2 separate regions of the Homo sapiens genome follow, and region 2 is linked to region 1. Evidence: chromatin loops called from intact Hi-C (ENCODE). Cell type or tissue: Calu3. All regions are shown on one strand. Each heading gives the region's core, and the rest is flanking DNA. Links, peaks and the distances in the headings are about the cores only.

What was found. A loop is a pair of places that touch in the nucleus more often than their neighbours do. Peaks named below come from ENCODE experiments on the same cell type or tissue, not always from the same donor. Only the 100,000 strongest peaks of a DNase experiment are listed, where the experiment ranks them.
Region 2: it touches region 1 in a loop (15-fold over the local background); 24 of 110 quality-filtered maps call a loop at or near these places.

The regions. Positions count from the first base shown.
Region 1 is chr7:85,742,705-85,758,268 of GRCh38, reverse strand. No RefSeq gene overlaps it. Among named protein-coding and RNA genes, the nearest start is that of LINC00972, 330 kb to the right of the region's middle. RefSeq lists an enhancer at 7,788-7,847. In Calu3, for the core only: a CTCF peak has its summit at 7,708 (motif pointing right); DNase peaks (open chromatin) are centred at 7,708 and 9,208.
Region 2 is chr7:85,032,620-85,048,183 of GRCh38, reverse strand. It overlaps SEMA3D (semaphorin 3D), which reads left to right. Exons shown (of 19, transcript NM_001384900.1): 10 at 5,899-6,013; 11 at 7,442-7,511; 12 at 11,151-11,295. Among named protein-coding and RNA genes, the nearest start is that of SEMA3D, 150 kb to the left of the region's middle. In Calu3, for the core only: no CTCF peak of the experiment used is centred there; a DNase peak (open chromatin) is centred at 6,373.

The DNA of each region.
Region 1 (15,564 bases), core at 3,190-11,189:
TATGTGTCTGTTTTTATACCACTACTTTGCTGTTTTTGTTACTGTAACCTTGTAGCATACTTTGAATTCAGGTAATGTGATGCTACCAGTTCTGTTCTTTTTGCTTAGGATTACTTTGGCTATTTGTTCTCTTTTTCATTCTTAATTTCAGAATACTTTTTTTTATAATTCTGTGAAGAATGTAATTGGTAGTTTGATAGAAATAGCATTGAATCTGTAAATTGCTTTAGACATGGCCATTTAAACAATATTGATTCTTCAAATCCATGAGCATGGAATGTTTTTCCATTTGTTTTTGTCATCTCTGATTTATTTGAGAAGTATTTTAAAATTGTCATTGTAAAGATTTTTTATCTTCCTGGTTAGCTGTATTTCTAAATGTGTGTGTGTGTGTGTGTGTGTGTGTGTGTGTGTGTGTGTCTGTCTGTCTGTCTGTCTGTTTTGAATGGGATTGTGTTCTTGATTTGGCAATCAACTTGGATGCTGCTGGTGTATAGAAATGCAACTAATTTTTGGACCTTGATTTTGTATCCTGAAATTTTTCTGAAGTTGTTAATCAGATCTAGAATATTTTCCTCAGAAAACACAGGATTGTTTAGTGTATTAAATCTTATTTATTTGTATTATTGTCTGCAAACAGAGATAGTCTGACTTCCTCTTTTCCTATTTTGATTCCTTTTATTTCTTTCTCTTGCCTGATTGCTCAATCTGGGACTTCCAGGTCTATGTTGCACAGGACTGGTAAGAGCGGGCAACCTTGTCTTGTTCCAGTTCTCAAGTGGAATGCCACCATATTTTGCCCATTCAGTAAGATGTTGACTGTGGGTTTGTCATAGGTGGATATTTTGCAGTTTTTCATGTCTGTATTTCCTTCAGTTCAGCTCTGATTTCATTTATTTCTTGTCTTCTGCTAGCTTTAAGGTTGGCTTTCTCTGTTTTTCTAGTTCTTCTAGGTGTCATGTTAGTTTGTTAATTTAAGATCTTTCTAACTTTTTTTCTTTTTTTATTATCATATTTTGAGTTATGGGATACATGTGCAGAACATGCAGGTTTGTTACATAGGTATACACATGCCATGGTGGTTTGCTGCACCCATCAACCTGTCATCTACATTAGGTATTTCTTCTAATGCTATCCATCCCCTAGCCCCCCATGCCCCAACAGGCCCCAGTGTGTGATGTTCCCCACCCTGTGTCCATGTGTTTTCATTGTTCAACTCCCACTTATAAGTAACAACATGTGGTGTCTGGTTTTCTGTTCCTGTGTTCGTTTGCTGAGAATGATGGTTTCCAGCTACATCCATGTCCCTGCAAAGGACATGAACTCATCCTTTTTTATGGCTGCATAGTATTCCATGGTGTATATGTGCCCCATTTCTTTTTCCAGTCTATGATTGATGGGCATTTGGATTGGTTCCAACTCTTTGCTATTGTGAATAGTGCCGCAATAAACATACATGTGCATGTGTCTTTATAGTAGAATGATTTGTAATTCTCTGGGTATATACCCAGTAATGGGATTGCTCAGTCAAATGGTATTTCTGGTTCTAGACCCTTGAGGAATCGCCACTCTGTCTTCCACAATGGTTGAACTAATTTACACTCCCACCAACAGTGTAAAAGTGTTCTTATTTCTCCACATCCTTTCCAGCATCTGTTGTTTCCTGATTTTTTTAATGATTGCCATTCTAATTGCCGTGAGATGGTAACTCATTGTGATTTTGATTTGCATTTCTCTAATGACCAGTGATGATGAGCTTTTTTCATATGTTTGTTGGCTGCATAAATGTCTTCTTTTGAGGAGTGTCTGTTCATATCCTTCGCCCACTTTTTGATAGGGTTGTTTGTTTTATTCTTGTAGATTTGTTTAACTTCCTTATAGATTCTGGATATTAGCCCTTTGTCAGATGGATAGATTGCAAAAAATTTCTCCCATTCTGTAGGTTGCCTGTTCACTCTGATGATAGTTTCTTTTGCTGTGCAGAAGCTCTTTAGGTTAATTAGATCCCATTTTTCAATTTTGGCTTTTGTTACCGTTGCTTTTGGTGTTTTAGTCTTGCAGTCTTTGTCCATGCCTATGTCCTGAATGGTATTGCCTAGGTTTTCTTCTAGAGTTTTTATGGTTTCAGGTCTTACATTTAAGTGTTTAATCTATCTTGAGTTAACTTTTGTATAAGATGTAAGAAGGGGTCCAGTTTCAGTTTTCTGCATATGGCTAGCCAGTTTTCCCAACACCATTTATCAAATAGTTAATCCTTTCCCCGTTGCTTGTTTTTATCGGGACTGTCAAAGATCAGATGACTGTAGATGTGTGGCATTATTTCCGAGGTCTCTGTTCTGTTCTGTTGGTCTATATATCTGTTTTGGTACCAGTACCATGCTGTTTTGGTTAGTGTAGCATTGCAATATAGTTTGAAGTCAGGTAGTGTCATGCCTCAGCTTTGTTTTTTTTGCTTAGGATTGTCTTGGCTATGCTGGCTCTTTTTTGGTTCCATATGAAATGTAAAGTAGTTGTTTCCTAATTCTGTGAAAAAAATCAATGGTTGTTTGATGGGGATAGCATTGAATCTATAAATTACTTTGGGCATTGTGGCCATTTTCATTACATTGATTCTTCCTATCCATGAGCATGGAATGTTTTTTCATTTGTTTGTGAAGAGGTCCTTCACATCCCTTGAAAGTTGTATTCCTAGGTATTTTATCTCTTTGTAGCTATTGTGAAGGGGAGTTCACTCATGATTTGACTCTCTGTTTGTCTATTATTGGTGTATAGGAATGCTTGTGATTTTTGCATTTTGATTTTGTGTCCTGAGAATTTGCTGAAGTTGCTTATCAGCTTGAGGATATTTTGGGCTGAGACGATGGGGTTTTCTAAATATACAATCATGTCATCTGCAAACAGAGACAATTTGACTTCCTCTCTTTCTACTTGAATACCCTTTATTTCTTTCTCTTACCTGATTGCCCTGGCCAGAACTTCCAATACTATGTTGAATAGGAATGATGAGAGAGTACATCTTTGTCTTCTGCTGGTTTTCAAAGGGAATGCTTCCACCTTTTGTCCATTACATACGATATTGGCTGTGGGTTTGTCATAAACAGTTCTTATTATTTTGAAATATGTTCCATCAATACCTAGTTTATTGAGAGTTTTTAGCATGAAGGGGTGTTGAATTTTATTGAATGCCTTTTCTGCATCTATTGAGATAATCATGTGGTTTTTCTCATTGGTCCCGTTTATTTGATGGGTTACATTTATTGATTTGTGTATGTTTACCCAGCCTTGCATCTCAGAGATGAAGCTGACCTGATCGTGGTGGATAAGCTTTTCATGTGCTGCTGAATTCAGTTTGCCAGTATGTTATTGAGGATTTTCACATTGATGTTCATCAGGGATATTCGCCTGAAATTTTCTTTTTTTGTTGTTTCTCCACCAGGTTTTGGTATCAGGATGATGCTGGCCTCATGAAATGAGTTAGGGAGGAGTCCCTCTTTTTCTGTTGTTTGGAGTAGTTTCAGAAGGAATGGTACCAGCTCCTCTTTGTACCTCTGTTAGAATTTGGCTGTGAGTCCATCAGGTCCTGGGTTTTTTTTTTGGTTGGTAGGCTATTAATTACTGCCTCAATTTCAGAACTTGTTATTGGTCTATTAAAGGATTTTACTTCTTCCTCATTTAGTCTTAGGAGGGTATATGTGTCCAGGAATTCATCAATTTCTTCTAAATTTTCTAATTTATTTGCATAGAGGTGTTTGTAGTATTCTCTGATGGTAGTTTGAATTTCTGTGGGATCAATGGTGACAATCCCTTCATCATTTTTTATTGTGTCTATTTGATTCTTCTCTCTTTTCTTATTTATTAGCCTGTCTAGCAGTCTATCTATTTTGTTAGTCTTTTCAAAAAACCAACTCCTGGATTCATTGATGTTTTTGAAGGGTTTTTTGTTTCTCTATCTCCTTCAATTCTGCTCTGATATTATTTATTGTTTGGCTTCTGCTAGGTTTTGAATTTCTTTGCTCTTGCTTCTCTAGTTCTTTTAATTGTGATGTTAAGGTGATGATTTTAGATCTTTCCCATTTTCTCTGTGGGCATTTAGTACTATAAATTTCCCTCTAAACACTGCTTTAGCTGTGTCCGTGAGATTCTGGTAGATTGTGTCTTTGTTCTCATTGGTTTTAAAGGACTTATTTATTTCTGCCTTAATTTCTGTATTTACCCAGTAGTCATTCAGGAGCAGGTTGTTCAGTTTCCATATTGTTGTGTGGTTTTGAGTGTGTTTCTTAATGCTGAGTCGATTGCACTGTGATCTGAGAGACTGTTTGTTATAATTCCCGTTCTATTGCATTTGCTGAGGAGTGTTTTACTTCCAATTATATGGTCAATTTTAGAATAAGTGTGATGGGGTGCTGAGAAGAATGTATATTCTGTTGATTTGGGGTGGTGTTCTGCAGATGTCTATTTTCATGTGCTGCTGAATTCAGTTTGCCAGTATGTTATTGAGGATTTTCACACTGATGGTCCACTTGGTCCAGAGCTGAGTTCAAGTCCTGAATATCCTTGTCAATTTTCTATGTCATTGATCTGTATAATATTGCCAGTGGAATGTTAAAGTATCCCACTATTATTTTGTGGAAGTCTAAGTCTTTGTAGGTCTCTAAGAACTTGCTTTGTGAATCTGGGTGCTCCTGTATTGGGTGCATATATATTTAGGATAGCTAGCTCTTCTTGTTGCATTGATCCTTTTACCATTATGCAATGCCCTTCTTTGTATTTTTTATCTTTGTTGGTTTAAAGTCTGTTTTATCAGAGACTAGGATTGCAACCCCTGCATTTTTTTTTTTTTTTGCTTTAAATTTTCTTGGTAAATATTCCTCTATCCCTTTATTTTGAGCCTATGTGTGTCTTTGCACGTAGTTTGGGTCTCCTGAATACAGTACACCAATGAGTCTTGACTCTTTATCCAATTTGCCAGTCTGTGTCTTTTAACTGGGGCATTTAGCCCATTTGCATTTAAGGTTAGCATTGTTACATGTGAATTTGATCCTGTCACTGTGATGCTAGCTGGCTATTTTGCCCATTAGTTGATGCAGTTTCTTCATATTGTCAATAATCTTTATAATTTGGTATGTTTTTGCAGTGACTGGTAACTGTTTTTTCTTTCCATATTTGGTGCTTCCTTCAGGAGCTCTTGTAAGGCAAGCCTCATGGTTCAATGTTGACGTTTAGCACCATAAATGTTCCTTTTAACACTGTGTTAGCTGTGTCCCAGAGATTTTGTAGGTTTTATCTTTGTTCTCATTAGTTTCAAAGATTTTTTTCATTGTTGTCTTAATTTTATTTTTTACTCAAAAGTCACTTAGGAGCAGGTTGTTCAATTTCTATGTAATTGTGTGGTTTTGAGTGATTTTCTTCATGTTGATTTCTATTTTTATTGCATTGTAATCTGAGAGTGTGGCTGGTATGATTTCCATTTCTTTTTATTGTTTGTTTTGTTTTGCTGATAATTTTTTATGGCTTATTTTATGGTCAATTTTAGAGTATGTGCTATCTGCAGGTAAGAAGAATATATTTTCTGCTTTCCTTTGGTGGAGAGTTCTGAAGATGTCTATTAGAACCATTTAGACAAGTGTCAAGTTCAGGTCCTGAATATCTTTGTTTTTTTTCTGCCTTGATGATCCAACACTGTGAGTGGGTTGTTGAAGTCTCCTGCTATTCTGTGGTTATCCAAATCTCCTTGGAGGTCTCTAAGAACTTGGTTTAGGAATCTGGGTGCTCTTGTGTTGACTGCAGATATATTTAGCATAGTTAGGTCTTGTTTAATTGAAAGCTTTACCATTATGCAATGCCCTTCTTTGTCTTTTTTGATCATTGGGTTGAAGTCTGATTTGTCTGAAATTAGGATAGCAGCCCCTGCTTTTTTTCTGTTTTCCATTTGGTTGGTAGGTTTTTTTCCATCTGATTACTTTGAGAGTATGAGTTTTATTGCATACTGAAGACAGCATACAGTTAGGTCTTTCTTGTTTACCAAACTTGCCACTCTGTGCATTTTAATTGTGGCATTCAGCCCATCCTATTCAAGGTTAATATTGATATGGGCAAATTTGATTCTGTCTTTATGTTGTTAGCTGGTTATTATGCAGATTTGATTGTGTGCTGGCTTAATAGTGTCTTCATACTTAAGTGTGGTTTTGTGGTGGCTAGGAATAATCTTTGCATTCTGTATTTAAAACTTCTTGCAGCATGTCTTGTAAGGCAGGTCTGGTGATAATGAATTCCCTTAACATTTGCTTTTCTGAATAGGATCTTATTTCTCTTTCATTTATGATGTTTAATTTGGCTGGATATGAAATTCTTTGTTGGAATTTGTTTTCTTTAATAATACTGAATAGAGGTCCCCAATCTCTTCTGGCTTGTATGGTTTCAGCTGAAATGTCCACTGTTAGCCTAATGGGATTCTCTTTGTAGATAATCTGCCTCTTCCCTCTAGCTGCCTTTAACATTTTCTTTCATTTCAACCTGGGAAAATCCGATGAGTATGTGTCTAGGGGATGGCCGTCTTGTACAGTATCTCGCAGGAGGTTTCTACTGTTGTACCTGAGTGAGTATTTGCTGAATTTGAATGTTCTCTGGTGAGGTTGGGAAATTTTCATAGACTATGTCCTCAAATATGTTTTCCAAGTTTCTTGCTTTATCTGTTTCCTTTCAGGGACAAAAATGAATTGCAGATTTGGGCTCTTTACATAATCCCATATTTCTTAGAGGTTTTGTTCATTTTTTAAATTTTATTTTTATCTGACTGAGTTATTTAAGAGAACCAGTCTTAGAGCTCTGAGATTCTTTTCTCAACTTGGTTGATTCTGCTGTTAATACTTGAGATTATATATAAAATTTCTGAAGTGATATTCTCAGCTCTATTAGATCAATTTGGCTTTCTTTAAAATAGCCATTTCATCTTGCATCGCCTGTATTGTTTTGTTGTATTCCTTAGAATCATTGGACTGGGCTTTGACTTTCTCCCAAATCTCAATGATCTTTCTTCCTATCTATATGATGAATTCTACATCTGTCATTTTAGCCATTTCAGTCTGGTGCCATTGCTAGGGAACTAGTGCAGTGTTTGGGAAGTAAGAAGACACTCTGGATTTTTGAATTGCCAGAGTTCTTGTGCTGGTTCTTTCTTATTTGTGGGGATGTTGTTCCTTTAATCTTTGAAGTTGAGGTCCATTGCACAGGAGTTTCTGTCTTTACCTTTTTTGATGTGCTTGGAAGTTTGATTGTGGGTTTAATTGACTGGCTTGTTCTGTCGATTGGTTTTGTTTCTGTAAGATTTCAGGTGGTCAAAGCTCACCTCAGCACTCCTAGGCTGCATATTCTAACTTACGGGGTTGATAACAGGTGCCTGGCTTTGTTCTTTGGTTCTTTGGGGTTAGGAATCTGCTAGGCTGAAGGGGCCAAGGTGTTTCCAGTGTGCTGGCCTCAATATTCTATTGGAAGTTGCCCGCCAGAGCGCTTTGTAGGGACGTGGCAGTGGGATCCGTGGTCACTCGCGCCGTGTCAGCAACTGCAGCAGCGGTGTGAGGTGCATGTGCGTTGGTTAGGGTAGGGGTCTGTCAGGAACCTTTGCCTTAGTTTTAATAGGCACTATAAGGGAGCAAAATATTTTGGCGTTGTATTTTGGGCTGCAATCCAGCAGGTGGCGCTTAAGACTGTTAGCGGAGAGGTTCTTAGTACACTGTATGACTCTTGTGTGTTTTGGTGCGGTTAGCAGTAGTGGTATGTTGTGAGGAGGGAGAGAGGTGACCCCCTCACCTGGTCTACTCCTGGGCCTTGGAGGTGCCCCCTCCGATTATAGGCACCGTGCTTGCATTTTTTTTGTTGGGCATTCTGGTCCACAAGGCTCCCTCAGGCAGGGGCCACATTTGGCAGGCAGGTCGTATCCTTGTCAGGTGGGCCCTGTAGAGGGAGGCACACCTCGTTCCTCCACCAACCACCCTAGGAACCCAGGTGTCACATTTCACAGTGATCTGAGAATGAGGGCTCCCACCTGCTTTAGCACTGCCCACACCCTCAAATCCTGCTCAGTTAGGAGCTGCCTGGGTGGGTGGATTCACCTGTTCTGCTATGTAGATGCTTCCTGTGGGGGGAAAGGTGTTGTGCCTTCCTGCAGAGTTCAGGCAGAAGTGGAACCACTGAGCTAAAACCTTTAGCAGGTGTGGCCGGCCTGAATACAGAGATGGGGGTGGTTTGAGTAAAACCACCACCACTCCCTGCCCTCACCCACGCCATCCAGGTGTTTCCAGGGACAACAGGAGGCTTTGCCCACCGGTTGAGTTCAGACAGAGGCAAAACCACTGGGCTGGAAACTCTGGCAAGCGTTCACAGCCTGACTACCAGTGACGTGAGTGGGCGCCCCCTCCCTGCCGTCTGGGGCTTCTCAGGACAACAGGAGGTTGCATGTGTTGATTGAGTTCAGGCAGAAGTGAGATGGCTGATGCTGGAAGCTCTAGTAGGCATTGGCCGCCTGGTTACCAGCAGTGGGAGCAGGCGGAGTCACCCTCCCTGTTGTCTAAGTGCTTCCTAGACAACAGGAGGCTGCACCCCCTGACTGAGTTCAGGCAGGAGCTGAACCACTGGAGTGGAAGCTCCAGCAGTGGTGGAGGTGAGTGGGGTCATCCACCCTGCCCTTTGGGTGTTTCTTGGGACAGCAGGAGGCTGTGCCTTGCTGTCCTGTTGAGCTAGAAGCTCCATCAGGCATTGCCCACCTAACAATGGTGGGGGTAGGTGGGGTTGCCTGCTCTGCCATCAGGGCATTCTGGGCAACAAGAGGCAGTGGGAGTAGCCCAGTTTGGGTAGAAGTGGGATGGCTTGGCCAGAAGCTCGACAGGTCTTTGTCTGGCAAGGGCAGGGCAGAGGAATCTTCCTGCTCCCAGGCACCCTGACTGCAGCCTCTACTGGGGCTATGGTGCTGGTGAAGGTCTATTTCCAGGTCCAAGGATTGTAGAGGTCGAGAATTTGGAGCTATCTCTGCAAAGTCTCTGGGTGACTCTCTGCCTCAGTTTAGAAGCACGGTCCCTGTGTAGAGCATGAATCCCTCTGAGGCCCTCAGTCACTCCCTCATGCTTTCCTACCTTGTGGAGCTTCTCCTGGATCCACATTGATTCCAGATTGGCTGCTGCCCAGCTTTGCTCCTCTTTGCTCTCTGTGTTCACTCGCTGCTGTGAGTCAGTGTTCAATAGCCCTTTTGATTTCTCTCCGTGACAGCAGCACAGGTAATCTGCTTTAAGTCTGCCATCTTGACCCCTCACCTCTTTCTATGATTTGTTTTATTAGTGTTTTATAGTTCTTTTTGTTGAGATCTTTCACTTCCTTGTTTAAGTATATTCCTAGGTATTTTATTGATTTTGTAACTGTTGAACCGTAAATGGGATTGAGTTCTTGATTTGATTCTCAGCTTGGTCATTGGTGTGTAGCAGTACTACTGATTTGTGTACATTAATTTTGTAATCTGAGACTTTACTGAATTCGTTTATCAAATCTAGAAGTCTTTTACTACCTTGAATGGAAGGGTTGAAAATGGACATCTTTGTCTTGTTCCAGTTCTGAGAGCGGAATGTTTTCTACCTTTCCTCATTCAGCACGATATTGGCTGTGGGTTGATATGGCTTTTATTATTTTGGGATATGTTCCTTTATGCCTAGTTTGTTTAGGGTTTTTATTACAAAGAGATGGTAGATTTTATCAAATGTTTTTCTGCATCTATTGAGATGATCATTTGGTTTTTGTTTTCATTCCATTTATGTGGTGAATCACATTTACTGCCTAGCACATATTGAACCACCCCTGCATCCCTGAGATGAAAACTACTTAATCATGGTGAATTATCTTTCTGATGTGCTTTTGGATTCAGTTTGCTAATGTTTTGTTGAGGATTTTTACATCTGTGTTCATTGGGAATATTAATCTGTAGTTTTCTCTTTTTTTTTCTTGTTATGTCCTTTCCTGGCTTTAATATTATGATGATACTGTTTTTGTAGAATGAGTTAGGGAGGATTCCCTTCCTCTTAATTTTTTGGACTAGTTTTAATAAGGTTGGTACAAGTTCTTCTTTGGATGTCTGGTGTAATTCAGCTGTAAATCTATCTGGTCATGGACTTTTGTTGTTGTTGGAAGATATATTTTTATTATTACTGATTCAATCTCACTGCTAGTTATTGGTCGCTTAAGGATTTCTATTTATTCCTGATTTATGCTTAGTAGGTTGTATGTTTCTAGCAATTTATTCATTTACTTTAGACTTTATATTTTGTGTGCATAAAGGTGTTCATAGTAACCTCAAATAATCTTTTATATTTCTGTGATATCAGCTGTAATGTCTCCATTTTCATTCACGATTCAGCTTAACTGAATCTTTTCTTGGTTAATCAATCTAGTGGTTTATCAGTTTTGCATATCTTTTAAAGCACCATTTTGATCCTTTTTATTTGGGGGGGTTCAATTTCATTTAGTTCTGTTCTGATCTTTGTTACTTCTTTTCATCTTCTAGCTTTGGGTTTGGTTTTTTCTCATTTCTCTAGTTCCTTGAAGTGTGAAGTCAGGTTGTCAATTTGTGGTATTTGTGTCTTTTTGATGTAGGAATTTAGTGCTGGAAACTTTCATCTTAGTATTGTTTTTGCTGAATCCCAGAGATTTTAATAACTTGTGTGGCTGTTATTATTAATTGTGAAATTTTTTTAAATTTTCATATTGATTTCATTGTTGACCCAAATATTACTCAGGAGCAAATTGTTTAATTTTCATTTATTTGTATGTTTTTTAGGTTTCCCCTTGGAATTAATTTCTAGTGTTATTTTGCTTGATGGTAGAATATACTTAATATGATTTTGATTATTTAAAACTTACAGAGACTTGTTTTTTGTTGCCAGTCATATGGTCTATCTTGGAAAATTTCTATGTGCTGATGAGAAGAATCTTTATTCTGCAATTTTGTAGTAGAAAGTTCTGTAAATGTCTGTTGGATCCATTTGTTCTAGAGTCTAGTGTTTTTTGTTGACCTTTGTCCTTAGTGATCTGTTTATTACTGTCAGTATAGTGTTGAAGTCCCCCACTATTATTGCTTTGATGTCTATCTCTTTTCTTATATCTAGTACTAATTGTTTTATGAACCTGGGAGCTCTGGAGTTAGAGAATACATATGTACTATTGTTATATCTTCTAGTTAAATTGATTTTTAAATTATTATAGAATAATAATTATCTTTGTCTTTTCTTTTACTATTGTTTCTTTATAGTCATCTTTATCCAATATAAGAATAGCTACTCCTATTCATCTTTGGTTTCTATTTGTATTAAGCATTTTTTTCACCCTTTTACCTAGAGTTTATAAAAATATTTACAACTTAGATGGGTATCTTGAAGACAGCAGATACTTGGTTTTGGTTTCTTAATTCATTCTGCCAATCCATGTCTTTTAAGTGGATAATTTAGACCATTTAGAGTCAACATTAATATTGATATGTGAGGTACAGTTACAATCATCCTGTTGATTGTTATTTAGTTGCTTTATTTTCTTCAATGTGTTACTATTTTATAATTCCCGTGAGCCTTATGCTTTCAGGTGTTTTTATACTGGTGCATATTCACCTTTGGTTTTAATATTTAGAACTCCATTTAACATTTCTTGTAAGGTTGGACTGGTGGTGACAAATACTACCAGCATTTGCTTGTCCAAGAAGGCTTTATGTCTCCTTCAATTATGAAATGTAGTTTTGCTGGATATAAAATTATTGACTGATAGTTACTCTGCTTGAGGAGACTAAAGATAGGTCCCCAAACCTGTCTAGCTTGTAAAGTTTCTGCAAAGAAATCTGCTGTTATTCTGATAGAGCTGTAAGATACAATACAATTCCTCTTCAAAGTTCAGCCTGTTAATTTCCTTGTTCTTTGTTCTCAAACGTAACTTTCTTGTTCTCCATACCTCCTTGCCCCTAGTTACTGTAAACAATCTCCTGTCAGAGCTAATCAATAACTCACATCTGTTCCCTTGGTTACTCACTCTGCACCCATTCCTCCCACCAAAACTTCACTTCCCACCACTGTAACTCACCTTCCGCTTCCCCCTTCCTTATTTAGGAAAAATATTCACAAGAAGCCAATAGGGTCAGTTTAGATTGTGCAGTTCGACCCCAGCCCATGGGAGAGTGGCACAGAGGTAGGCACTACGCCTCCGAGATAAAAAGCCTTTCCCTCCTTTGTTCGGTGTGCTTTTGCAATCATAATTGACACAGGGAGCACCCTTCTGCAGAAGTAAATTGCCTTGCTGAAAAAAACTTCCCTGAGTGCTGGTTTCACTTTGCGACACCAAGCATTTACTTCCAATAATTTCTTGGGGCTTGTCCAGGATTCCCATTCTCCCCTGGGGAAGGGGTCTATGGTCACCTCTCATGAGGAGGCACATCCCACTGTCTCGTTGTGGTGGCCTCAAGGTGAGGGATCAGGTCCCCCCCACCAACTGGTGTGACAAATAAACCCGGACCCTCAACAACATGGGGAGGAAAAGGCTTGCAACACCACGGCAACCAGGTAACTCTGTGCACAGACCAAGGTAAGAAACGTCACAAGGTGACAAAGTATTTCCTCGGTGGTTGGGATATTCTGGAGGTTGAAAGTGTGTGTGAATGATCACAAGCACTACTGCTTGTGGTGCTGCTTGTGTGAATGGTTCTAAGCACTACTGCTCTGCAGAGTGAGTGGGTCCTATCAGTGGCTCCATGGTCACCTCATACGGCTTAGGGCGGATCCTGCCATGGGGTTTATACAGGCACACCAATGCCAACAGGCACTTAAATTCCCCTTGAGGAAGGGGCTAGAGTGGACAAAGCAAAAGAAGTGTGCAAGGAGCCTCCAGTGGGTGGGGCTAAAGGATAGGCAAGAAATCTCTAATATGAGGAATTGAGCCTTAACAAGCCCCAAGGGAAGAATAGGCAAGAAATCTCTAATACAAGGGATTGAGCCCCAGCAAGCCTTCAGAGACAGATAGGCAATTAGTCTCTAGCATGAGGGATTGAGCCTAACTGGACCCAATATGGGAAATACCCCCAAGCAAGACAGAATAAAAAGGATAAAGATAGTAATAAAGATATTCCCCCGATAGTCCCCTAGGACTCATGTTAAAATATTGGAAAGATAATGAGAGAACTAAACATAAGAAAAAGCAACAAGTGATAAAATATTGCTGTTTTATTTGGACTCAGGGACCCATCCTCAAACCTTCAATCTTCTGGCCAAAGTTTGGGTCAAATGAGGATGTGATGTGCCAACTTCTAATTCAACATGTAAGTGATAAAAGTCTGGTTTCTCAGGAATAACTGGACTGTGCTCTTTGTTGGAGGCAGGGACCTATCTTCCTTTTTCCCTTAAAGACAATTAGGGAAAAATTAAATCAAGAACATCAAAATTAAGAGTCAAAAAAACCAATTCCTGGGCCTAAAGAATCCAGCATATGGGATCCTCTAGACCATCTTCCCTCGCTCAGTTCTCCTAACCCTTCCCCTCAGGCAGCCACTGCTGTCCCAGTTCAAACTCCAGATCCCTCCCCTGCTCACATTATTCCTCCTCCTTACAATCCAGATTGTTGGGAATCTTATACCATGAACCTATTTCTTCTCAGCCAAAGTACCCTTCCCCAAAAGACTCCATCATGGGATAGAACAATGTAAAAACGATATTCAAAATGTCCCACTTCCCTCCACACCTAAGGAGTCAGCCTCAACTCTCTTCCCCTAAAAAGAGGTGCCACAAGGAGGAGGAGCTATTGGCTTTGTGAATCCTCCCTTAACCAGGTCAAGAATTCCAAAGTTTAAAAAAGGAACTTAAGCCATTTTTGGATGACCCTTATGGGGTGGCAGATCCAGTTTATCAATTTTGGGAACCTAAGTTGTACACTTGGGTCGAGTTAATGTTCATCCTAGGCATCCTCTTTTCAGGGGAGGAAAGAAGCATGATCCATAGGGCTATTATGGCAATTTGGGAATGTGAACACCCTCTTGATCAAAACATTCCTACTGCAGATGAAAAGTTTCCTGCCCAAGACTCCTGGTGGGACAATAATAATGCAGCTTGACAGGAAAATATGCAATACCTAGGGAAATAATAGTGAAGAGAATTAGGGAATCAGTACCCCGAACCCAAAACCTCTCTAAAGCACTTGATGTATAACAGGAAAAAGATAAAGGGCCTATGAAATTTCTAGACAGACTAACAGATCAAATGAAACAATATGTAGGCCTAAATTTGGAAGATCCCCTTAACAAGGAATGTTAAAGCTCCACTTCATAACTAAAAGTTGGCCAGATACTTCAAGAAAGTTATGAAAATTAGAAGATTAGGAGAACCGACTACTAAGTGAACTTCTCAGAGAAACTCAAAAAGTGTATGTGAGAAAAGACAAAGAGAAGCAGAAACAAAAGGCAAAATTTATGGTATCCACTTTCCTACAGGTGGCTTCAAACCCACATGCTTCTAAACAAAGCTTCCAGGGGGCCAGAAACTATAAAGGGTCCAGACCCCTATTTAAAGCACCCAAGCGACTGTCTAGATTACCCAGGCCCTCTTTACCAGCCCCTCTACAGAATATGGGGGGAGGGCACAGTGGCAGAATCCCAGGACCGAGAGAGAAGGACAGGATAGGTGCTACAAATGTGGAAGGACAGACCATTTCAAGAGAGAATATCCTGAATTAGAAAAGGAAAAGAAGCCCTTCCACTCATGACTTTTGGGGAAGAATAGGGGGGTCAGGGGCTCTGTTTCTTTTACCTCAAGTCCTACCAAGAGCCCTTGATAAATTTAGACGTGGGACCCAAACATGAGTTTATCACCTTCTTAGTTGATTCAGGGGTGGCTCACTCCTCTGTTTATTTCCCTCCATCCAACATTGCCTGTTCTTCAAAAGAACTTTGGTCTCTGGGTTAAAACGACAAGGATTTCAAGCAAAAGTCATAGAAAGTACGGTTAAATCACAAGATTGATTAACTCATATCCATTTTTTGTTGATTCCTGAAACAGGAATTAATCTATTAGGAAGAGACTTAAATCCTAAAATTTGGTATAGGTCTATAAGTTAGCCCTAAATGATTCCTTACTTCATTAAACCTACTCACTACTGCAAATGAAAAACATATTAACCCCAATGTCTGTTCAAGGGAAGGAAACTGAGGGATACTCTGAATCCTTCCAATCCACATCAAGCTAAAAACCCCCAGGGAAGTGGTAAGGAGGAAACAATACCCCATTCCCCTAGAGGAAAGAATAGGGTTAAAGGCCATAATTGAAAGTCTTATCAAAGATAGGCTTCTTGAACCCTGTATGTCCCCTTATAACACTCCAATATTGCCAGTCAAGAAATCAGACCAGTCATACTTACTGGTACAAGATCTCAGAGCCATCAATCATATAGTCCAAACTATGAATCCTGTTGTCCCCAGCCCATACACCATTCTCAGGAAAGTTCCATATAAGCATCAGTGGTTTACAGTAATACATTGAAAAGATGCCTTCTGGGCATGCCCCTTGG
Region 2 (15,564 bases), core at 2,631-10,630, 710 kb after region 1:
ACAGGCATTAAATCAAAAAGACAAAAGTATTAAATTTCCCTAATCTTATTTGTTGAATTTGTAAAAATGGCCAACAGAAAGCCTGTGTGTTTGCCTCAGTGTTAGTTTGGGTAATGGAATAGGTTTTTCTTAATTTATAATACTGTAGTATTTATATCACACTTCAAAAGAAGGTGAGTAGTATTAATTCAAACTAAAATCTATAAGCATAAGTGTTATTAATGGGTAGAACAGGGAGTGGGGCACACAAAGAATGCATATATCATGGTTTCAAAGTGTCTGAGAATTTCATTCTCTTGCTTGCACAAAGATACAGAAGAGCAGTATTAGGCAAAATAACTAAATTTTAAGCAGAGAATAATTTATAACCTCTAACTCCAGCATCAACTATTTTTTAAAGTTCTTAAACTTTGTCATTATCCAGTTTCTATTGATTTGAAACTGGTGTCCTTCAACTTAAACTCATGAATAGGGTTACAAATCTCTGCACACAAATTAGTAGCTTAACAAAATACTTGTTTTCAAATGTCTTGGAGAGTAAACTGATTTTACAAAATCTTCAGGATTTAAGAGCATAGGAGCCGAAAGTCAATTATTACATTTTCCAAAAGCCACTGTTATCTAATATATAGGTTAAAATGACAATGTTTATAAAGTACTGAGGGATCCTTGAAGAGGATGGTATATACAGATAAAATCACGTTTAACAGAGGAACCCAGCATAGTGACCCAAAGTTCAAAAGGCACACTCAATAAAAGTTCATGTGTGACAGCTGCTAGCTACTTTACATGTCTATATAAGATTTATAAGGGTTTAAGTTTTGCTGGGACAGTAGAAGGAAAATATAATGCCATATTACCCTGCTTTAGGTCTGATCTACCTATCAGTAGATGCTATGATTAGAAGATCTTAGTAATTCGTAACATGCAACCATCATACAATCAAATGACTCAGATGTACTATATTTTAAAGCTGCTGAAGGATTGCAAATTGTGGTTTGTTTTGTCTTTAATTTTTTTTTCTTTTTTTAATTAATCATTTTAAATTAAGAAATACTGCAAACATATAACAAGTACAGGAAAACAGGCACCCTCTGTACTTACCACCCAAATTGAACACATGTGATCAGGCTTGTTTACATATACTTTCTTTGTTACTTTCATCTGCATCTTTGTGTAGAGGGTGTCAAGGCTTTTGGAACACTTAACTACAAAAAGTGAATGATAAATAGTGTAGAGACCCACAGAAGTGCCTGGTGACTAAAAACTGCTGATTTTGACATCTTAATGATAAATCTATTGTGTTCGTGAGATGGTTATATTCTTTAGAACTTCACAAAAATAAGCAAGGAGGTGACAATTTAGTACAAAAGTGGTTACCTCCCTTTCAGCCCTCTTCTGGGCTTAAAGTTCTTAGAGGAGATTGTGTGGATATGCAAACAAATCCAGGGACTGAGAAACTGGTCAACAAAGTCAGCCCAACTGACATTTCCCTACAGGAGAAATACAACTCCTTGTGAATTGAACTTTGCCATCTCAGGTCATGCTTCTGGATGTCTGTAAGAGTTACTATCCAGTCATTAAATGCTTATAATCCATTCCTGAGTGCTATTATCCCAGGAACTGTATTTGCTTCCCTTCTGACAGCAGGTGGCTTTCATCTTTGGCTTGGATTTTTTTGTTTTGTTTTGTCTTGGTTTTTTATCTTTTTATTCCTGAGGGGCTAGAGAAGGCTGTTGGATGGGTAGGTAAGATTATTTTGTTCAAAAAATTTCTATTTTTTGGTCAGGTTAAAAGAAATGCAGTACAGTATAAATCCCTTTTCTGTCCTACAAATCTAGATGGGATTATTCTGCTAGTTAGAATGTTCTCATGGTTACCTTAAATATCAGTGATAATTGTAAATAGAAAGGGAGGAAATGTTTGAAAATGAACATTTATTATCACTTTTACATAGTAAAATGTTTAAAAGAGGATACGATTGCTCATTTTTATGAATACTGTATATGCCTATTAAAGGAATGTCGTTAAGCAGATATTCTGATTATATATGTATTCACATAACAAAATAATTTCAGCATATATTCTGTGATGGGTAAGACAAACTTTAGTCTCTGGCATTATATTCATGATCACTGATATGTTTGTTTATATTTATTGAATCAACATTATTTTTAGTATTCACTGCTGATCCTCTCAAAATATACAAATTTAGGCAAAGAAAATTTAATAAATACTATCAATATATAAGAATTCATTAAAATAAAAATGTTTTTACTAGTGCTCTTCTTATCACAACTAGAAAGCTGATAAAAAAATGTAAAGATTAGATACGTTACTTTAAACAGATCTAAATCAAGAGCCATGAGAAAGATGGGGAAATATCTTACATTTTTAAATTCATTTAAAATTATCTTAGTTTCTGATAATTCCAGATATACATCTTCTCACTGGAATCCTACTATACATGAACACAGAACTCATTGTTACATTAGGAGAAAGCGTCAATATTTTTGCTTATTCTTATTAACGTACAGATATATATTCATAAATGTTCTGAGGATATTGGCATTAAAAACAGGTCATATCTAGATAAATCTGTCTGCATCTGCAGACATCTGAAATCATCCAATAACTGGCTGAAATATACTTTATTTCTTAACAATGATACTCATAATAAAGGCATCGTATATAAAATATAAATGTAAGAGCAATTACCGACAGGCTTTTTATGACAGAGCCACTATATAGAATATATTATACATTTTCTTAAAAGGAAACTGATTATTTAACTTCTTTGCCAATTACTAAATTTTTTAGTAGTTCTTCATGTGCACTTAATAACATACAGACACTTTGGCCTGGCATTAAAGCTTTCCTTGATCTTACCCCAATTTACTTTCATAACTTTTTCCTTCACTATTTTAATTGATCTCAGTCTTCAACTAAACACAGTTTATCCTGATTCTCCTAGATGTCCTGGATTGTTCCACCCATTGTCCTTTTCCCTAGTTTCCAGCACAGACAGTATTACCTGAACCAATCTCTACATATGTAGTTTGGTCCCATCTATTATTGTAAAAAGTTAACATTAAACCCAACTCTTCAGTGAAGTTTTTGCCTTTTTCCCACTATAATGAAATCCTTGGCCCTTAGTCTATACCATTCTGAAAATTTTTTTCAATTTTATGTTTTATTCTTAGTTATTTATTAACTATTAATCATGTCTTCATTCAACAGCAATAGGGATTTAGTGACATATTGGGAGTTGAGTAGAGGGAATTTTAGGGAGTGCATTGTCTACAAGAATTAAAAATTATTCAAAAACCAACTAAAAATTATTGTGCTTTTTATTATTGCCACATGCCAGTAATTGTAAACAGTGTCAGTGACAATATGCTAATCATAAAAGAGTCTTGTTGGTCTAGATTTTAAACTGTGGTTTACTACTGTGTATCTATTATGTATATGTATATATGGATATTTGTGTGGATAGTAAGCCTCCAGCACACATGAACTCAGCTACACACATGTTCCAAGAGTAAGTTCATAATGATTTGGAATCATTTAAAATTTAAAACAGTGAGACATAGTGCAAACTAGGAGGTGTGATAGTTTGTTCCTTAAGTGCCAATTTTTAGTTCTTACATGAAATATTCTATTGAATGTTGTTGCTTTTAGATTTCAAAGTTATTATTTTAAAATTGTGTGTTATAAACCTAAAGAACAAATAAAGAAAATAATAATTATTCCTGAGTTTTACAGAACTGTTACTGAAAATGTATCTTTTGTTTAGTGAGAAAGGAATGTAAAAAATAATTCACTCTGGGTATCACATACCATAGATGCCCTTGGTGTTAGGTGCTAAGGCTATAAAGATACCTCTGGTCTCTGGTTTCCTTTCTTTCTCCCCTTCCCCCTTTCTTCAAGCATAGTATTTATAAGATTTCAAATTCTCTTGTTTGTTGTAGTCATTTAAATGCCTTTCTCTAGTTTAATTTCAGAGATAAAAGAAGAAAGTTTCTAGATATTCAGACTTGAAACTTAACAGTTAACTTCTCATTAACTTTACAGAACATAGATTGAAGGATAAATGATTTTATATAATTTATACTTAAATATAAATAAATTATTGGAAAAGATGGCTTCAATAGTAATTTAAATAAATTAGTCTTATTATAAGCACAGCAGAGCTAGTTGGGTTAAATGAATGAAAAATCATGCTTATTCAGTGTTCACAGGTGTATTAGTCTGTTTTCACGCTTCTGATAAAGACATACTAGAAACTGGGGAATTTATTAAAAAAAATAGGTTTAATTGGACTCACAGTTTCACATGCCTGTGGAGGCCTCACATTCATAGCGGAAGGCAAGGAGGAGCAAGTCACATCTTACCTGGATGGCAGCAGGCAAGGAGAGCTTATGCAGGGCAACTCCTGTTTTTAAAACCATCAGATCTCGTGAGACCCATTCACTATCACGAGAACAGCATGGGAAAGACCCGCCTCCATAATTCAATCATCTCCCACAGAGTCCCTCCCACAACATGTGGGAATTATGGGAGCTACAAGATGAGATTTGGGTCGGGACACAGAGCCAAACCATATCAACAGGTATATATTAATTTAAAAATGAGGACATAAATTTTTATGCTGAATTATTGAATAGTGTAATTCTGTTTATCGTGTAATTGATTTAAGTGTTTATGTTTTACTAAATGCTTAAAGAACATTTTTAATGAACCATTTCAGAGTAAAAATAAAGTATGGAAAATATAGATAAATATTCTTTAAAAGATTTGTTTTTGTTTTTGTTTTGTTTGCTTTTGAGACAGGGTTTTGCTCTGCCACCCAGGCTGGAATCAGTGGCACAAACATGGCTCACTGCAGCCTCAACCCCCTGGGCTTAAGTGATCTTCCTCCTTCAGCCTCCTGAATAGCGGGGATTACAGGGACACCCCACCACACATGACTGAATTTTTAAAATTTTTGTAGAGATGAGATCCCACTATGTTGACCATACTGGTCTCGAACTACTGGGTTCAGCTGATCCTCCTGCCTCAGCCTCCCAAAGTGCTGTGATTATAGGCAAAAGGATGGTTTTTATATGTGTATTATTACGCATATGTTTATGTTGCATGGATGTTTAATTAGTAAGACATTAAATTTGGAAAAGACTTTTAAGCCTATAAAGAGACATATTGCTAAAGGTTGCAAATATTGTTTTTAATCCTATAAATAATATACAAGCCAGTACCAGCATTCATTGAACTCAAGTTGCCTGAGACTATGCTAAGCATTTTATAGACTTTTTTTCCCCATTTACTCATCAAACCAACCATATTTCAGCTGGGTTCAGTGGTATGCACCTGTAGTATCAGCTACTTAGGAGGCTAATGTGGAAGGATTACTTGAGCCCAGGAGTTTGAGGCAATGATCTTGCCTGTGAATAATTACTGCGCTCCAGCTTGGACAACATAGAAAGACTTCATCTCTGAAAAACAACAACAAAAATTAACTAACCGTATTTCAAGAGATTTATCATTTTTATCAGTGAGAAAACAGAGACTTAAAAAAAATAGTCTCTTGCAGGTCATGAAGCAAAAAATTGGCAGGTGGGATTTGATTTCAAGCTGCCTTTACCATTGCCTTGTATGCATCTACTCATCCAATAGAGCTGAACTGCTTGTATTTAATTCATTTAACTATGAGAAAAACATTTAATATTGAGGGCTAATACTGTCTTTTTCCTTATTTTAAAGTTCAAGGACTCAATATCTGGGTTCAGTGTCTTTGTAAACAATGACATCAATAAGACACTACCTGTAATAGCCACCAGTTTTAGTGAGTGGTAGAATTGTGTTGATAAATATTTATCTTTATTTTTTTTTTCATGTCAGAATGATGTAGGAGGACAACGCAGCCTGATAAACAAGTGGACGACTTTTCTTAAGGCCAGACTGATTTGCTCAATTCCTGGAAGTGATGGGGCAGATACTTACTTTGATGAGCTTCGTAAGTTCCTTCTTTCCTTCTTTCTTGGAAAGGCCTTACTGCCTAATTAAGTAACTTGGCATTTATTTCCCTTTGGCTCCAAATGCCTGATTAATTTTACCTGAGCAAACCTTACAGGAGTGGTTCTTACTAAAATTCACACGCAAAGTACACGGAAGTGCTCTAGGTCTGGGCACACGTCATAATGCAGTAACTCTTCTCTTTGTAAGAGTCCTCAAAGTAAGTGAAGGAAACAAAACTACAGCAAGACACAGAAAGGTGTGAGCTCTGGAACTACACAGTTCATCCATTCTCCATGCAGTCTTTCATTTTGAAAGGAGCCACCTTCTATAGGTAGGAAAATCTTGGATTCCTTATTCCACGGGTGCCCTCTGCTGGCAAGTACAGGAGATTTGGTGAACACTGTCCCTCCGACTTGTTAATGAAAGAATAATCAGAAGCAGTAGACAGCTTCTTCTATTTCACTTCTCCTCTTCACTCCCTCAAAAACTCCTTCCAAGTCCTACAATGATTTTTTTCTTTTTTGTTTATGTATAATGTTAGCATCATTAGCTTTTAGCTTCTTGAACTTGTTCTTATTTTTGCCATGTAATGTAAAAATGATAATCTATATCATGGAATTATTTCATCAGTATTGTGTATTTTCCAACTTAAAGTATACATTGAGTAATCGTGGATGACCTCTCCTATTGTATGTAAGCACATTCACATCTTAATCTTTTAAAGAATATTATTTGCACATAACTTACTGTCAATACGGCACTAATTTGGGGGTAGCTATTTTCTTATTGTTACCAAATAGGTAAATGAGGTCAGGTGTGGTGGCTCACACCTGAAATCCCAGCACTTTGGGAGGCCGAGGTGTTTGGACCACTTGAGGTCAGGAGTTTAAGACCAGCCTGGCCAACATGGCGAAACCCTATCTCTACTAAAAATAAAAAAAAAAATTAGCCGGGCTGGTGGTGGGCACCTGTAATCCTAGATACTAGGGAGGCTGAGGCAGGAGAATTGCTTGAACCCAGGAGGGAGAGGTTGCAGTGGGCAGAGATTGTGCCACTGCATTCCAGCCTGGGTGACACAGCAAGACTCCATCAAAAAAAAAAAAAAAGGCAAATTAATTACTAAGTTGACACAATTATAGGACAGAATTTTTTTACACTAGAGGGTAAAAATTACTTATTTTTTGGTTTATATTTTCTATGAAATCAGATTTCCAATTGGAAACTACCTTGGAGATTATCAATTGTACCATACCATACATAGTCATTGAGAAAAAACAATCTTATATTTGATTTCTCAAGGCATAATATAGTGCCTCTGTTAATCGTATAAACTGTTTAGATTTTCAGAGTTTCAGTTGTGTTATTAACAAAAAAGCAATGTAATACTGAAAAATAAGAGTAAATATTTATTTTTCCCCTTTAATAGAAGATATTTATTTACTCCCCACAAGAGATGAAAGAAATCCTGTAGTATATGGAGTCTTTACTACAACCAGGTATGTTCAACAAAATGCTTTTAATGCTTCAGAGAATTGTATATGTATGCAAGCCAATATAGTTATAGGATCTTTTTGTCCCTGCGTTTGTAGTAGCATATCGTAAACTTTTTTTTTCATTTTACCTTTTCACTTAGTGTTCCTTAAAAATCATTTAATATCAGTGTAAAAAATTCTTTTTTTTCTTTTTAAGCCAGTATAGCATTAGCTATAATGATTACCACAAGTTATTTAACCACTCCTCTGAACATGGACATTTCTGTTATTTCCAAATGCCTACTGTTGCATATAATGCTTCAGTGACTAAACTTGTGCATATACCTTCCCCATAGGAACAAACGTATCTGTGAGATAAAGTCCCAAAATAAATTTTCTGTGTATAAAAGGCATATGCAGGCTGGGCTCACCAGCTCACTCCTATAATCCCAGCACTTTGGGAGTCCAAGGGGAGGATGGCTTGAGCCCAGGAGTTCAAGACCAGCCTGGACAACATAGTGAGACCCAGTCTCTACAAAAAGTAAATAAAAAAATAGCTGGGCATGGAGGCACATGCCTGTAGTCCCAGCTACTCAGAAGGCTGAGGTCAGAGGATTGTTTAAGCCTGGAAGGTAGAGGCTGCAGTGAGCCATGATGGTACCACTGCACTCCAGCCTGGGTGACACAGCGAGACCCTGTCACCAAAAAAAAAAAAAAAAAAAAAAAAGTGTTTGCGTATATATTAATCATAGTAAGTATTTACATGATATGTGTTGTCATAGTGATAGTACTAAGGAAATACGTGGATAAATGGTTAAGTTCATTGGTAAGGCTATAATCATGAGATGGGACACTCTTAACCTTTAAAACATCATCACATGCTGTCCTATTATCATTTCCCAGTTACCCTACAAAGACAGGTGTGGCTGTTATGACTATTTCACTGCTTTACTAATTTAGGCAAAGAATGTTTTCATCACTTGCTCAAAGAGGAGCGGACTATTAGTAGTAAAAATAAAACTGAAAGTGAAGACAATTTCATGTTTTCTACTCCTGTATTTCTGTCTTCTTTTTGCATAATGCTTTCCTGTACTTATCATTGAGACCTTCCGACTTCCTTAAAAGTTGTACTAGCATCGGTGGGCACGATGGCTCATGCCTGTAAATCCCAGTACTTTGGGAGACCAAGGCGGGTGGATCATCTGAGGTCAGGAATTTGAGACCAGCCTCCCCAGCATGGTGAAACTCCATCTCTACTAAAAATACAAAAAATTAGCCAGGTGTGGTTGCGGGCGCCTGTAATCCTAGCTACTCAGGAGGCCGAGGCAGGAGAATCACTTGAACTTGAAAGGCGGAGGTTGCAGGTTGTGCCATTGCACTCCAGCCCCGGCAACAAGAGCAAAACTCTGTCTCAAACAAAACAAAACAAGTTGTACTAGCATCTGTGAAACTTTCTCAAAGAATATGGGGGCCCCACAGACTTAATTTTATTTAATATTCAGTAACTTAAATTTGACTATGTTCAAAGCACACCCTTTCTCCTGTTCCCTGTTACAGCCTATATTGTTGGAAATAGTTTTCACATTTTCCACAGCTCTGCTCTCAAACTTTATCAATGTATATTGACATCAGTATAGGAGGAATTGAAGATACTGATATTGGTACTGAAGAAAAGGTCTTACTGCCTCCTAGTGAATAAATTTTTAATCTATTTTATATGAACAATATAGTTTAACTTTTTTCTGTGGCACAATCCTCATTTTGTTCACAATACCTTATTCATAAACTGAAATGCACTATTGGTTCAGAATAGATCAGAAAACAAAATACTGTTTGGTTAATTATAAGATACAGAATATGAATGTTCAAATATGAGAATAAAGAAGATATCCTAGGAAGCTGCTATTTTGGACTCCATTTTCCTGTTAATTTATATCCTAATATAAAAAGGTACAAGAAGTGCCTCTGGTCAAGTATCTCAATCCTAGTTCTCTTGGCACCTTTCCAATTGCAGAACTTTCTTTGAAGTCACTGTGCTCCACACACAAGGCACGGATATGTGCCAGGAAAATATAGCCCCAAGATAGTTCGTTTTTTTCTCCTATTAAGTTTCTGCCCACCCAGAGTGTGAAGTTACAAGTTAGCTCTTTGTTCTTCCTATACTTTATTGTTTTGTTTTTAATGCCATCCTAAAGACCAAGGTGACATTGGAATGTATGTCATATCCTTTGTCCAACAAGAAGACATAATAAACCTGCAATAATGGCAATGCCATTAAGCATGAGGCATCATACCTTTAAAATATCCTAGGCAGATTCTGTGATTTCTGTGGCAACGCCACCTCCATTCTCAGGAGCTAGTTTTCTTCCACCTACCTATTTACCATTACCTCTCAAAGGTTCCCATTAATATCATTCCAAGAATATTAATAATTGAGTTACTATGCTAGAGAATCATTAGCTTATTTGTTAATGCTAAGTTATTATTATTATTATTTTTATTATACTTTAAGTTTTAGGGTACATGTGCACAACGTGCAGGTTAGTTACATACGTATACATGTGCCATGTTGGTGTGCTGCACCCAGTAACTCGTCATTTAACATTAGACGTATCTCCAGATGCTGTCCCTCCCCCCTCCCCCCCACCCCACAACAGGCCCCGGTGTGTGATGTTCCCCTTCCTGTGTCTATGTGTTCTCATTGTTCAATTCCCACCTATTCGCAAGGACAAAAAACCAAATACCGCATGTTCTCACTCATAGGTGGGAAATGCTAAGATTTTTAATATATTTTTTAGATCATAAAGGTTGATCTCATTTTTGAAAATGGGAATGATTAAAAGTTTTCAACTCAAAGAAAATATCTTTTAATTTCTAGAAATAAAGCAAAAAAAGACATCTGAATAGTGTTAATTTTTAGTAGTTTGCAAAAATTTGAAAAAATTCCTTTGGAGTTTTTTGCCTCTTAATACTTTCTCTAATCCTGTGTAATTATAATTAAGTATCAGATGAGCTACTGTAATACATAAACTCATAAATTCAAGGAGGACCAAAAAGAAAAAGATTGTTTCAACATTTTAAAATCAGTTTAATAAAAATCATATAAATATATCATTTAGCAACTAATGTTTATGGATATTCATTCATTGTAAGAAAACAAACGAGAGGATTATTATTCAAATATTTAAATAATTCTTTTTAATAAGTAAATAATGTCACTTTTTATTTTGTAAGCCTTTGGAAGGCATTATGCCATAATAACTTTAAATAAAATGGAAGAACATGTAAATAAATATAACACTCTTTCATGCATATTCCTCTTTATCCTCCAGGGTTTGTTTTATATAATTTCTGTTTATCTATCAGGTGCCAATTTAGATGACACCTCCTCCCTGAAAACTTACCTGGCAGCCCTATACTGGGTACCCATGCATGTTCTACTTTGCTTACTATATTTACTGGCGATGAAGTTATTATTACACTTTATTTAGAATTGCTTGGCTGTAAGCCACTTGAGGACGTAGGCACATTGTGTCTACAGTACCCATCAAATTTAATGTGCTAAGTAAATTTTGTCCACAGCACCTGCTGATAGTATGTGCTCAGTCAATGTTTATTGAATTCATCAGTGAATGATTGAATGATGATGCTTTTTTTTTCCAGCTCCATCTTCAAAGGCTCTGCTGTTTGTGTGTATAGCATGGCTGACATCAGAGCAGTTTTTAATGGTCCATATGCTCATAAGGAAAGTGCAGACCATCGTTGGGTGCAGTATGATGGGAGAATTCCTTATCCACGGCCTGGTACAGTATGTATCCAACTTAATAATCAAATTATTTTCTTAAGCTCATATTTAATTCTTAATTTAATTGTAATAAATTCTGCTATTCACCAGAGCCACATGTGCTGTAATAACATTTATTTGCAGTGAAGTATTAGCATTTTCATCCTTCATTGAAATTTAACATTTCAGTAAGAATTTTAGTTACTTTGAGAAACAATGGACTATGTCATAAGTATCTAACCACGGGGACAATGTGGAGCTTATCCCCAACATGTTTATGTTTATAGAATCATTGGAAAGATTTAGTTATCTAGAATGACAGCTATTCTAAATTAGATGGAAATGTCAAAGAAGTATTATTTCTCACATACAGCTCTGCAGATAGCTCGAGTCTTCTAATCCCCACTTCTACTTTGAAAAGAACACATCATAATGGTTCACTTAATTTATCTCTTTTTTGGTATGCATTTATCTTTTCTTCACTTAATTGTACCTTAGAATAACATGCACTTTTTAAATGGGAAAGGAATTTTAGAAAACCCTCAGTCAAAAATTTTTTTCAAATAGTATGAATCATGTTTAAAGCACAAATGATGTAAGTAAGAATGTATTTTAGAGTTTATACAATTGTTTAAAACAAAAAACAACTGCAGTTCAAAATGCTGTTACATGCATTTTAAGTGAAGGGATTTTTAAAACATTTGTTGATATTATTATGACAGTTTAAGTTATTTTAACATCAGGATTATTTATTGACCTAATATTAAAGAGGAAAAAAATTTTTTTTTCATTTTGGATTTATTCTGAATATTACTACCAAGAGGTTTAAAATAATTACCAAAATATCTGAGGAAAATATTGACTTAACTCTTCAAGTTTTACTGAATATTATCTTTTCATATGTTCATTCTTAAAGGAGAACCAGCTGGTAGCTATGCTTTCCGAATTCTGTTTCCATCTTCCTGCTATATAACTTAATTAAATTTGGGAAGTATGCTATACAACCATCTCTATTTTCCCCTTAATAATTCCCCAATATAAATTTGTTTCAAGGATGGTTTCTAACTTGATTATAAAGTAATAACGATGTTTGTGGAAACATGTTTTTTTTCAAACAATATGATTTTCAGGACTCATTTTTTTAATTTTCTCTCTTTTTAATAATGTGATAAGAACATTTAACATGAGACCTATCCCCTTAAATTTTTTAATTTACCATCCATTATTGTTGAGTATAGGTACAATGTTGTACAGCAGATCTCTAATGCTTATTCTTCTTAGCTAACAGAAACTTTGTGTGCATTGATTGGTAACTTCCCATTTTGCTCCCTCCTAGCCCTTGGAAACCACCATTCTGCTTTTTGATTCTATTATTTTGACTATTATAGATACCTTATATAAGTGGAATCATGCAGTGTTTATTTCTCTGCAAATGGCTTATTTCACTCAACATAACGTCCTTAAGATTCATTCATGTTGTTGCATAGTGTATGCAGAATTTCCTTGTTTTTCAAGGATGAATGCAGTCCCATTTTATATATATACACATACACACATCCCATATATATGATATCTATATGCACATATAAAGATATTATATATGCATCACCTGTATATAGATATATACATATATGATGCATATATCATATATAAATATATGTATGATGTATGTATAAATGTATCATATATCATATATACATTTATATATGATACAAGTCTCATATATATGTATATAGGATATATGATATATAATCCTAGATATATTGTATACATATAACACACACACATACACACACACACACATTTTCTTTATCCATTCATCTGTTGACAGACATTTAGGTTGTTTCCATGTCTTGACTATTGTGAATAGTGCTGCAATGAATCTAAGAGTGATAATATCTCATATATCTTTGATATCTTAATTTCAATTGTTTTAGATAAATATCCTGAAGTAGGATTGCTGCATCATGTAGTAGTTCTATTTTTAATTTTTTGAGGAACTGCCACACTGTTTTCCATAGTGGCAGTACCATTTTGCATTACCACTAGCAGTGTGCAAGGCTTCCAATTTCCCCACATCCTCCTTAATACTCATCTTTTGTTTTTATGATGTTATCCATATTATCCATCCTGACAGATGTGGAGTGATACCTGATTGTGGTTTTGTTTTCAACTTCTCTGTTGATTAGTGATGAATAATTTTCATGTACCCATTGGCCATTCGTATGTCTTCTTTGGAGAAATGTCTATTGAAGTACTTAGCCCATTTTTTAATTTTGTTTTGTTTTGTTTTGTTTTTTGTTTTTTTGTCAGAGTCTCGCTCTGTTGCCCAGGCCAAAGTGCAGTGGTGCAATCTTGGCTCACTGCAACCTCTGCCTCCCGAGTTCAAGCACTTCTCCTGCCTTAGCCTCCAGAGTAGCTAGGATTACAGGTGTGCACAACCATGCCCAGCTAATTTTTGTATTTTTAATAGAGACGGGGTTTCACCAGGTTAACCAGGCTGGTCTCGAACTCCTGACCTCAGATGATCCGCCCACCTCATCCTCCCAAAGTCCTGGGATTACAGGTGTGAGCCACCATGCCCGGCCTAGGTCATTCTAATGCTTTTTTAACTATTTTTTATTCATTGAATATCACAGCTGTACTTACTCATTTCATTTACTTATATTTTAATAGTAATATAGCACTTAGGATATGGGGATATTATTCTAAAGGTTTTACAAACATTAACTTACTTAATACTGATCATAATCCCATGAAACACATGCTATTATTATTAATTCCATTATACAGATGAGGAATGTCAGGCACCGACAGGTACAGTAACTTGCCCAAGGTCACAAAGCTAATTAGTGATAGGGCTGGGTTTCAACCCCAAACTCCAAATTCTTGGCTATTTACTATCATACTGTAAATTCAAGGTCATTGTTCTTACAATAACTCCCAGTTATTAGTTCTTACACTATGATGTTGCACTACAAAAATGTTAAATTATATATTTTTACCTTCCCTGGGAGATTGTGTGTGTGTGTGTGTGTGTGTGTGTGTGTGTGTATGTGTGTGATTAAAATTGGGAAAACAGCTCTAGAAGGATCAATTTTACTCTGTTAATACTTTGGGGTTAAATATTATAGACTGTCACATTCTGAGCCTTTTCTTACTACATGAGTTTTTTGGTTTGGGGTTTTTTGTTTGTTTTTATTTGTTTTTAATAAAGACTGTCACCATTCAGGCCATATTATTTTTCAATTATCTAGATATTATAGGAGAATGAATTGGAAGCTGAGACTATTCACATTAATTACAACAACAACAAATTATTTGCATATGTAGACCCAGCAGTTGAGTCCTATAATACTCAGAAATAGAAAATAAGTATCGAAATGACTACATGCTGATGCATCCTGGTTACATTATTTTCCAACTCGAGTGTAAGTTAAGATGCTTTACAAGTGGTGGTTGTCACCGCCTTCCCTGCTGCTGCCTAAAAGAGCTGTGAATGTCATGCGAGGCTTAAAGAGAACTCACGTTTTACATGACTGTCCTCATAAGCACACAGACACTTCTCTGAAACGTGAGTAAGAGACTCCCCGAAAGTAGGAAAATAAAAATGTCAGTGGGAAGTGTTTTTCATCAATGAGAAAATAAACACCAAATTATGTTCAACATACTGGTCTCTTCTGCCGACTACTCAGAATATAGTCTTTATGCTGTAAGAAATTGTCTTGAAAAGTTCAAAATTATTTAGCAAATAGCCTGCATCTAAACCATCAAATAAATACTTAATTTTTACTTTCTAACAACTTGGGAAAACAAAAGCATGATTAGGACTAAAGAAGGGTCATTTAAGGAAGTTATTACTCAATTTTTTCTCAACATTAATATTTATCATACAATTTTTATGCCTTTAAAAATATGTAAACACATTTGCACCTGAAGTTGAGCTCTGAGAACCATGCCTAATAAAGAATCTTTCCACCGTAGCCCCTATTAAGGCTGTAATCAGTAATAGAGACAGAAAGACCAAGTCTCCTTCTGAAAGACTCCACCAAGAAAACTCTCTTTCATCAAATATTATGTCCTTTTATAGAACTTAAAGAGATTTTAAACATGCCAGTTACTGTCAAAATTTATTTATTTTTACAGTTGTGGTTAAAGAAGGAGGATTTTCTTTTTGGTTGTACTGAGTTAAACTGTTATATCTATGCTCTCTTTAGATAAGCAGAAACCACATAATATAAATTTATTAGTATGAGACTAATAATGTTGAGGTATTTTTAAATATTTTTATTG